Linked DNA regions of Homo sapiens: region 1 is linked to region 2. A link is a loop called in an ENCODE intact Hi-C map of the cell type or tissue named here. Cell type or tissue: HepG2. All regions are shown on one strand.

Evidence for each region. Hi-C counts contacts between places; a loop is a spot of excess contacts. Peaks named below come from ENCODE experiments on the same cell type or tissue, not always from the same donor. Only the 100,000 strongest peaks of a DNase experiment are listed, where the experiment ranks them.
Region 1: it touches region 2 in a loop (9-fold over the local background); 1 of 110 quality-filtered maps calls a loop at or near these places.

The regions. Positions count from the first base shown.
Region 1 is chr3:168,248,020-168,253,019 of GRCh38, reverse strand. It overlaps the pseudogene EGFEM1P. Among named protein-coding and RNA genes, the nearest start is that of GOLIM4, 150 kb to the right of the region's middle. RefSeq lists silencers at 2,620-2,949, 3,620-3,709 and an enhancer at 3,080-3,279. In HepG2, a CTCF peak has its summit at 3,026; a DNase peak (open chromatin) is centred at 3,029; H3K4me3 peaks cover 979 bases; H3K27me3 peaks cover 2,382 bases.
Region 2 is chr3:168,618,522-168,623,521 of GRCh38, reverse strand. LOC105374200 (a long non-coding RNA gene) reads left to right here and starts at 4,203. Exons shown (of 3, transcript XR_001741015.2): 1 at 4,203-5,000. It also overlaps the pseudogene EGFEM1P. In HepG2, a CTCF peak has its summit at 2,460; a DNase peak (open chromatin) is centred at 2,471.

The DNA.
Region 1 (5,000 bases), 370 kb after region 2:
TCCAGTTTAAACCTACCCCCTCATTTTAATACTCAAGTACTTACAGCCATGAGAGAGGAGGATAATTTCCTATGAAGAGTCTCAATAAGGAGGAGATAAATCAGATCTTCCTTGTGAGGAACTATCCTACCCATAGCAGCACAATTAGCATGCCAACCTCTCTCCATACCCACCACAGAATGCCAACAGAACCATATAACTATGGCAACAATCAAAAAAGGTGGCACAGGTATCTCAACCACTAGGTAGAAGGTACCAGCTCTACTCCCACTGAAAACGCATTGAAGTGATTAAAAAGAACTTCTTAAAAACAGAGGCTGGGCCTGAGCGTTCTTAAATGGACTGCATGTGTTAAGAACTTCAGCTCTGGAATCCAACTGCCTAGGCCCAGATCTTCTGAATTTCTGGAATGTAACTTAACCTTACTGTGTCTCTTTCTTTGTCATAAAATGGTATGATAATGTGCCTACCTCATAGGGCATTTCCAGGATTAAATGAAATAATACATGTAAAGTAGCTAGAAATTTGCCTGGCATGTAAGAATTCAAACGGATTAATTGTTGCCTGTGATTTCTAATGCCTCTGTACGTAATAGGTACTTAGGCACTCTTCCAAATGCTGATTTTATGAATCTGCCTAATATTAGTTATTCAAGATTTCCTAAATGTGGTAAGACAAGGTCATCAGACAGATCAATTATCATTAGAGTTGGAATATTCATATTTCATCTTTTGCTTTCTTAAAAAAAATTTCTTTGGAAATGAGCTTACCTTCAGAGGAATACACCATAAACACAATGACTGCTGGTTAGCTGCACAGTTGTTTCTTATTTTCACTTGTCACCCCAGCTCCAAAATTTTCTCAAGTACAAGTTTAGCTACATCAAACTTTTACCTGTGTTAATGACCTATAAGTGCCAGTCAGTAAGATGATGCATTCTCATTAGTGGTCTTCACCTCATTAGAAGCCTGCTCTCACTGATAATGGACATCAGAGGTCAATACAAATCTCAGGAAGAATTCTCTTTAATTTAATAGATAGGCAGGTATGCGGAAGCCAAGTGCTATCTATATGTGGCTACATTTCACATGCCTACAACAATTGCAAAGGCATCTGAAGAAACCTAGCACTAAATCCCAACACGATTCCTGCTGAAGAAACCACCATTATGTCTAATACCAAGGAGAACTACAAAATTTGGATTTTTCCCATCAAGATTTCAGAAAGTACATCCTGGAAAACATCCTCAATGACATCCTGGAAAAAGCATCTGTATTAAACACTTAAGAATTCATATATTTTTTAATATCTGATCTCATCTCACTTGATAAATAAATGAGCTGCAGTAGCAGTATCCTTAAAAGAAAAAAAAATGCAGTGTCATCCCTCCAGCCTTTTCAACAAAAGAGTCAATATTGAAACCTGAGGTAAAACAGCCAAACAAGGTCAAAAGTGATGTAGGTATTTCTGTTATTTCTCAGTTCCTCTCCAAAGGGACTGTTCTGTCTCAGTGTGCATGGGTGATTTCGTGGCTAATTAGCCAACCTAGGATCCACTTAAATAAAGGCACTTGTAAAGGTAAGAGCATGGCTACTCTGCAAGCTTTCTAAAAGACAGTTTCTAAGAAGTGCAGGCTTACGCATGCACAAGCTATCCAAAGTCGGATGTGTTTTCTGAGATAAACTGAAGAAGAAAAGTCTAAATCAACCTTCTCTTCAAAATAAACAAGACACATCAATTCAAGAGAAATCACATACCCAGAAACGTGGCATTTTTGCCAAATACATATCTACAAACTATGTAGGCAAGAAGTTCTGAGATGCCACTGACACCCTGGCCATGTGTCAAGATTGAATCTCACATGAAAGAAATGAAATATGGAAATGTAATTTGAACCCTGAAATCGAATTTTTCTTACAGGAAAAAGTAAAGCCTCAGAGATCTATGGATGGCTTTGTGTACTTATCTAAGCCATTTTTCTATAATAAAGTATTCACATTTCAGAAAGGCAAAGGTGAAGCAGAGTAGGAGCAAAATGGCAAAAATGTTTACATGTTCAAAATATTCTGGTGTCTATTCATAACCGCCCAGGAGCAGAAATCGAAAAGCAGAATTAGATCTGTTTTCTCTCTCAGGTGGTTCGATGATGATTCCGCTGAGGCTACAGAATTCAGGTGAAACTTCTCCAGCCAGTCAAGAGGACTAGGCAATTTGTAAAGACTTAGACTTCCCGTGAGCTCCTCGCTAATGGTTGACACGGTGACAAGAATTATCTCCTAGCTTTCATGATTTCTAATCCGGAATGAAACCATGCCCATCCTGAGACGATGCGTTTGAGTCACCTTCCTACTAACTCTTCAGTTCTCTAATAAGGGGACTAGCAGCTAAGTGGCCGAGCACTCAATCCTTCATATACTCATCTCCCCAGCTCCTCACTTCGGCAGACGAGCCAGGATTTGCCTCTGGTCAAACCTGTGGAATAAACCACTCCGTCCGACTCGGCGATACTTCCCCCAAAAAAAGAAAGAATACATGTGCACGAACTCATTGGTCTCTACAAAGAAAAAAATGTCAAACTCGGTGTTCGACAGGATTTCATTCACAACCCTGTCACAAAGTGGTAGTCATTAGCCAATTACTCTTAAAACAGAAAAATAACGAAAACACACACATACCACGCGCGCACACACCCAAACCTGGGGGCGGGGGACAAAAATCTGTCAGGCGCTGAGGAAGTACCGGGTGGAGAGCACACCCGCCCCGGTCGCGGTCTCCGCTCCCGGGCTGGCGCTCCCCAAGGACTAGCTGGGGACTGCGTTCCGCCGCGCTCCGCCCGGGACAGCCCGCAGCCCCCGCAGGTGTCTGTCCCCACCTCCTGCCCCCCATCCCTTCCCGGGCTCGGGCCGCGGTGTCCGCACCAGGTCCGAGGTGGGGCGGGGCATACTGTTGTCTGCTCTCTCCAAGCGTTCCGGAGCGCGCGGGCGCCACTTACATGCCCAGCCGGAGCTGTAGGGCGCTTCCTGGCGGCCAGCCGGCAACCGCCCAGGCAGAAGCACCAGAGCCACAGTCGCGAGGACATCTCGGCGAGGCTGATCCGCCCTGGCCGCCGCCCGGGCTGCGCGCGGTGCGCCGTTCCGGCTCCGCAAGTCCGAACCCGGCGCAGAAGTTGGGCTTGTCGGGCAGAAGTTGGTGCAGGGCTCGTGAGGCTGGCGCGGCGCGTCTGTCTGCGGAGGGAACGGCAGCAGCTTGGCCCCAACAGGCGTCACAGGCGTCTGGGAGCGCGAGGAGCGGCCGGGCGAGCCCCAGAGGCTCGGTGGCCGCTGAGCTGCATGCCCCTGCTCCGCCGGGAGCAACTGAAACCGAGTGAGCCCAGTGGCCCAGCAGCCCCCGCAGCCCCGGTGCCATGGAAACGCGCTCGCCGCCCTCCCGCCCCAGCCCCTCCGGAGCGCTTAAAGAGACAGCCCCGCCGCCACCACGGGCTTGAGGCGCTGCTGGGCGTCCCCCACGCCCTGCGCCCTCCTCGACCCCTCCTCTTCACCCAGCCGCGGCGGGGGCTGGGCGCTGGGGGCTGGAAGGGCAGCTGGGACGCAAAATAAGGGGCTTCGCTCAGTACTCAGCCTAACTCTGCTCCCACCTCTTCCTACCCGCCCCCCTCCCAGCATACACACTCAAATCCCGCCAAAGAGCCCAAGCAGTCCTGGCTTTTCCTCTCAAACATCAGCCTGCTCAGAACCAAACCAGTTGTGCACGAGCAGAGACCAAAAGAAGGCTGACTTTTGATTCTCTTGTTCTGCTTGGTCCCCACCCCGAGTCTGGGGAGTCGGTTAGAGCACTAGGCTGAGGGAGGTGTGTTTGAAGTGGGAACCAATTGTCAGTTGATTGAGTCAAATCTGCCAAATCGACAGTTGCAGGACATATCGCCGGCTCATCCAGAAATCCTCCTCACTCAAAACGGGGTCATCTCTCTTCGTTTTATTTGGCTATCATCTCACCCCCTTTAGGCACCAGAGTTATAAGGAGGAGCCAACGCTTTTACAAACTTAATCCCTCCTTTCCTTCAAACCAGCTCCTTTCCCCCAAATATAAGGAGGAACAGCCAGTCGCGAGCACCATGGCCCCTCCAGAGACGAACAGCGTCCGCTCCTGCTCGGAGCGGGAAGCTCTCTGGCTGCGGTGCTGGCCAGCGCAGCCTGGGACGCACGGCCAAGCGCGATGCAGTCGCCAGCAGCTCAGGCCGTAGGCTGTGCCTCTGCCCGGTGCCAGCTGTTGTCTGGAAGGCCACAAACCTCTGGAGTCTGTTTCGTGAAAATAAAAATCTATGGTGCATCGTGCCCTCCAACAAAGGACAGCCCAGGCTCCGAAGCCATAATCTGCTGTTTATCCCTGAAAAAAAAAAAAAAAAAAAAAAATCAATCTGCAGTGGGACGACTTTTTTCTTTGATTCCTAAACTTACCAAAAGTGGCTCTCCAGTGACTCATTCATAGTTAAATACTGTACTTAAAGTGGTACCACCTGATTTCCTCAGTTCTGGGAGCCCTAAAAGGACCTTTCCCAAATGGTTATGTGGGCTCCCTCTTGTCCTGAATATTTGAAATAACCATCTGGCTCTTAGTTTCAGTGTTTTGAGCCTTTGTTCCCTTTGTTTTTTTTTTGTTTTTTGTTTTTTTTTTTGACGGAGTTTGGCTCTGTTGCCCAGGCTGGAGTGCAATGGCGAGATCTCGGCTCACTGCAATCTCCGCCTCCTGGGTTCAAGCGATTCTCCTGCCTCAGCCTCCTGAGTAGCTGGGACTACAGGCGCGCGCCACCACGCGCAGCTAATTTTTTGTATTTTCAGTAGAAACGGAGTTTCACCATGTTGGCCAGGATGGTCTCCTGACCTCGTTATCTGCCCTCCTCGGCCTCCCAAAGTGCTGGGATTACAGGCGGAGCCACCGCGCCCGGCCCATTTGGGCTTTTACAGAAGGGATTGAGAAGCAAACTTTTGTCGTTTCTCTGAAAA
Region 2 (5,000 bases):
ATCAAGTATAGTTGTGTAATCAGAGAAATTTAATCACAGCAGGCAAATGTGATATATTTGTATTTATACAATTTTGTGGATTCACTGGCAGAATTGTCCTCAGAAAATACAAAAGCAATAAAAGCATTCCTATTTTATATGCTTTATCTCTAAGCCATTTAATTCTTGAAGGTCTTTTTTTTCTTGGTCATTTTTTTACCTCCTCCCCAAATCCCACAGAAAACTCATTTTTGTGGGATGTCACAGCAAAATACTCAGTACTATTACCTTATTAGAGTGTTCTTTTCAGTCTGTCCCTAGTTGATTAGGATTAATAGAAGACACATATGCTCTCAGGGAAAAATAAGCTGTTTTATCTGAAATGTTTGATTATAAGACGCGGCCCTTCATTTGAGTTTCTGAAAGGGAACAGGATAGAATAGCTATGTCTAAAGATGAAGCCATGAACAGCACTAGTGCTGTCAAGTTCTGTGACATTAGCCAGAGCTTTGCTGGCTCATGAATAAGTTCTCAAATATAAGAAGTCATGTGGTCAGCTGAACTCCCATAAAAGATCTAGTAACCTGTTAGGAGGTCATAGAGTTTATCTTGAACAAGAGTCTGGCTAGGAGCTTGCTGTCTTTTGATTTTCTGATGAAGTGATGGATGAGAAGAAGAGGTCACCCAGGCAGTACAAAGCCAAACCACGCCAAAGCAAAAAACCTCACAGAAACCTTAGCTGGCCCACATTATTCGCAGCAAGAGATTTCTGCTTTGCACTGATTACTCATAAAACCTTTTTCCCTGAGCAAAATTTATTTTTTGCTACTGTTGTTCTATAATTAGGTGTTTTTGCTGGAATTAGAAGCAAACGTGAAAAAACCGTTCTCACAATGCATTTGAAAATGGCATCTGAGTTATCATTGGTGAAGCTGAATTAAACTACATAATTTATCATTATGACTGTATACCTGTGTTTGCCCTGGAAACTCCACTTAAGTATAATAAAAAAGAGAAAAAACATGAATCATTAGACGGTTACACACACACACACTCCTTATACATTAGTACTTTGTATAGTTTCTTTAACATCTGTATATAATGATTTTTCTATATTCAACCTGATAGAATGCAAATATATTCATCCATATAATAATGTTACCTAAGATATTCAGAACTCCATCATCCTACAATTTAAACTGCAGAAAAGTTTCTCTTTGATAAAAAGTGAATCTTGGTACAAATATATTGTAAATGGGAAGAAAACATACCCAATTTTCACCTTCATGTACTAAAGAATCTCAATCTGATTTCTAATTCCTTTTTGTGAGCATATTCATAAAAGAAATTAGATATCATTCTTCCTCCCCAAGACACACAAATAAACCACATCTATTTGAATAAACTTTTGTACTTGACCTGGGAGTCCAAATGCCTGTTGGGACAAGGCAGTCAACAGAAATGAGTGAAGCAGGCACTAGATGCAAATGACCAGTCTACACCATGAGTGGTGGGCAAGAGTAAGATTGTCCACAAGAAGAAAGCTGGCCTAAGATTGTCAGATCTTCTGCTATGTTAAGAGAAGCTGTAAATTTTATATAAAATCTCTTTTTTTTAAAAAAACAGGACCTTGCTCTGTTGCCCAGCCTGGAGTGCAGTGGCACAATCATGGCTCACTGCAGCCTCATCTCCAGAGCTCAAGCAGTTCCCCCACCTCAGCCTCCTGAATAGGTGGGACTACAGAAGCACCACCACATCTGACTTTTTTTTTAAGTGAAGATAAGTTCTTGCTATGTTGCCCAGGCTGGACTTGAACTCCTGGCCTCAAGTAATCCTCCTGTCTCAGCCTCTCAAAGGGCTAGGATTACAGGCGTGAGCCACCACACCTGGCCCTGAAATCTCTAGATATAATTTGGATGTGTATACCCTCCAATTCTCATGTTGCAATGTGACCTCCAATGTTGGATATGGGCCTAGTGGGTGGTGTCTGGGTCATGAGGGTAGATCCATTATGAATGGCTTGGTGGCATCTCGTTGGTAATGAGTGAGTTCTTGCTCTGGCAGTTCATGTGAGAGCTGGTTGTTTAAAAGAATCTGGGATCCCTCCCTTCTCTCTCTTGCTCCTTCTCTCACCATGTGATATGCTTGCTCCCTTTGGCCTTCTGCAGTGATTGTAAGCTTCCTGAGGCTTTCACCAGAAACACACGCTGGCACCACGCTTCTTGTATCGCCTGCAGAGCTGTGAGCCAAAATAAACCTCTTCTTTATAAATTACCCAGCCTCAGGTATTCCTTTACAGCAACATAAAATGGACTAATATGTCTGCTAATTTTTAAATGTTGGCATAATTTATACGAACCAAACAAAGCATTCTTTGGGCTGATTTGGCACACAGGCTGATAGTTTGCAAACTGTTCTGTACTACGGCTGCTGTCTGTATTATCAAGTCCAGAGGGTAAACTTCAGTGACAGGCTATGGCCAGAAAGGGGCGACAGAGGGTCACAGAACCAAACCAGGCCTATTAGATTCATACTCCCAGCTGCCACTGGGAAAACCTGTCCTGGGTATGGGGCGCTCCCAATTAAATCAAGCCAAATCAATAAGTTGGAGGTTGCTGGATACGAGGCAACAAGTAGAGAGAAATTAGGGTGAGGGGGAGATGCCAAGGAAACCAGGTTGTTTCAGAGGACACTGGTGAGCTAAGGGGCCCAAAGAAAACTGTTTTTTCAAAGACGATCAGATATCAAATAATATTCACAAAGGGAGAAATGATGAAGTTTCAGGAACAGCACTGAGAATGAATGAGCTCTTACAATGTTTATGCAAAAGTCAAAATCTTCAAGCCACCTATCTTGGCTTCTTAAAATCACCAGAATGGGCCCCAGAAAAAAAGGGCCTAATAGAACATGTGCCTCTGTGAATAATTTAACTAGTGTCACAGCAAGTACATATTTTGCTAGCTGATAAATTAATAAAGGAACAAACAAGTTTTGTAGTTTAAGAGTTGGTATAAATTATTGTGCAGAAATGGCAACTGAAATGTACAAGAGTCTTCTATAGTAATCCATACTTACTTTACTGTTATCCCTTAGATGTTTAAACATGAAGATAAAAATCAAAGCTCTCAGTTTTATGTTAATGTTTTTCAATACTCTCACCTTTAGCTGCAGAAATATGGCATACATGAAAGAAAAATGGGGCAAAACCTACTATGCCACCTTCAGAACCAACCCATTACATGTGAAGAACATTCTTTCAATAACTTGAGAACCTTCTTGAACCCCAAGTTTCGCTGCCTTGACACTTTGAGAAGGCTGGAGATGATTGCTAGCCCAGAGAACAATGCTCAAAAGTAGGTTCAGCATGAGGTCATCAGGAGGATGTGTTGGGCTGGGTAACTGTATTTAACTTAGAAGATGAGCAAGGGCAAGAACACCACCATGACCACCTCCAAGGTAGAGAAAAATAACTTTGTTTCCTGAAATAATCTGTTATTTAAAGAGCGAATGAGAACTGGGTGTCTGGATTGGGAGGCAAGGCCTGGCCAATAAAAGCAGTAAACAGAAATTGTTACTCTGTCTAGAAAATAGCACCTAGATTTTAAACCAAACTACTTTGCAAAGCCTGAACTATACAGGGAGGAAGGAAACAAAATCAGATTCCCTATGGCCCTCCTTCAGCCAGCTTTAGTTCTCTTTCACAGTTCCAGCATAATATGGTTTTAAGAGTGAATAGTATTCAACACATGCTTTGCATAAGGACTCATGCTTTCTTTACCATAATCCTGGCAGACTTTAGGGTCTACATGTTTCAAAATGGAAAATGTAGCTCAGTGAAGTTGTCATTTGCTCATGGTCACTGAATTGGTAAGCAGAAATGGCAGAGCTGAAACCCAGTAATTCTTTAGATTCTTAGTGTAATGATATTTTAACTGCACTTACATTTTTTATGCTGTGTATGTATATATTCTTTCATGTTCTCCCAACTGTTTGTTATGTTCTTTATCCTGATCAGTCTGATTTCTCTGATCCTGCTGTCATGGGGTAATTGCTCCTCTCTCAGTCGAAGACACCTAATGATGCATCATTTGCTGATCATGATATTGCAGGCCAAGGTTACGATCAACTACTAAGGGGACTTGCTGGCTTGCTTCCCATAAAGTACAGGGCAGTGTGAACCCTGAGGATCTGAGACAGGTCTCAGTTAATTTAGAAACTTTATTTTGCCAAGGTTGAGGATGTGTGCCCGTGACTCAGCATCAGGAGATCCTGATGACTGACATATGCCCACGGTGGTCAGAGCACAGTTTGGTTTTATACATTTTAGGGAGACATGAGACATTAATCATCATATGTAAGATGAACATTAGTTCAGTCCAGAAAGGCAGGACAACTCCAAGCCAAGGTGGAACAACTAAAAGTGGGGAGGGGGCTTCCAGGTCATACATAGGTAAGAGACAAATAGTTGCATTCTTTTGAGTTTCTGATTAGCCTCTCCAAAGAGGCAATTAGCTATGCATTTATCTCAGTTAGCAGAGGTGTGACTCTGAATAGATCAGGAGGCAGGTTTACCCTAAGCAGTTCCCAGCTTGACTTTCCCTTTAGCTTAGTGATTTTGGGGCCCCAAGATTTATTTTCCTTTCACAAAAAATAGGAATAACAACACAAACAAATCCTCAAAATGAAGAAAGTAAATTGTGATACTGTCACAACAATAGAACTGGAGAAAAGCTGGGGGAGTCTAGCACTGAAGACCAGAAGAGATAAAAGCTGGAGTGTTCAAATTTGAAAGAAATCAGTGAATTTCAGAGAAAGGGAAACCGACATGCACATGATAAAAATTAATTTCCATTTCTTGTTTTATATGTCCCTAAAGTAGCATCAGGGAGGAGAAGCAATTTGGCAAATGTATCTTTTGTGTTTAAACATCAATTTGATTTGTTATAGATACTTGTCTTTCAAATATTACATTTTCCATAACTAGAAAAGACTAGAAAAATAAACTTTCTAAACTGTTTATA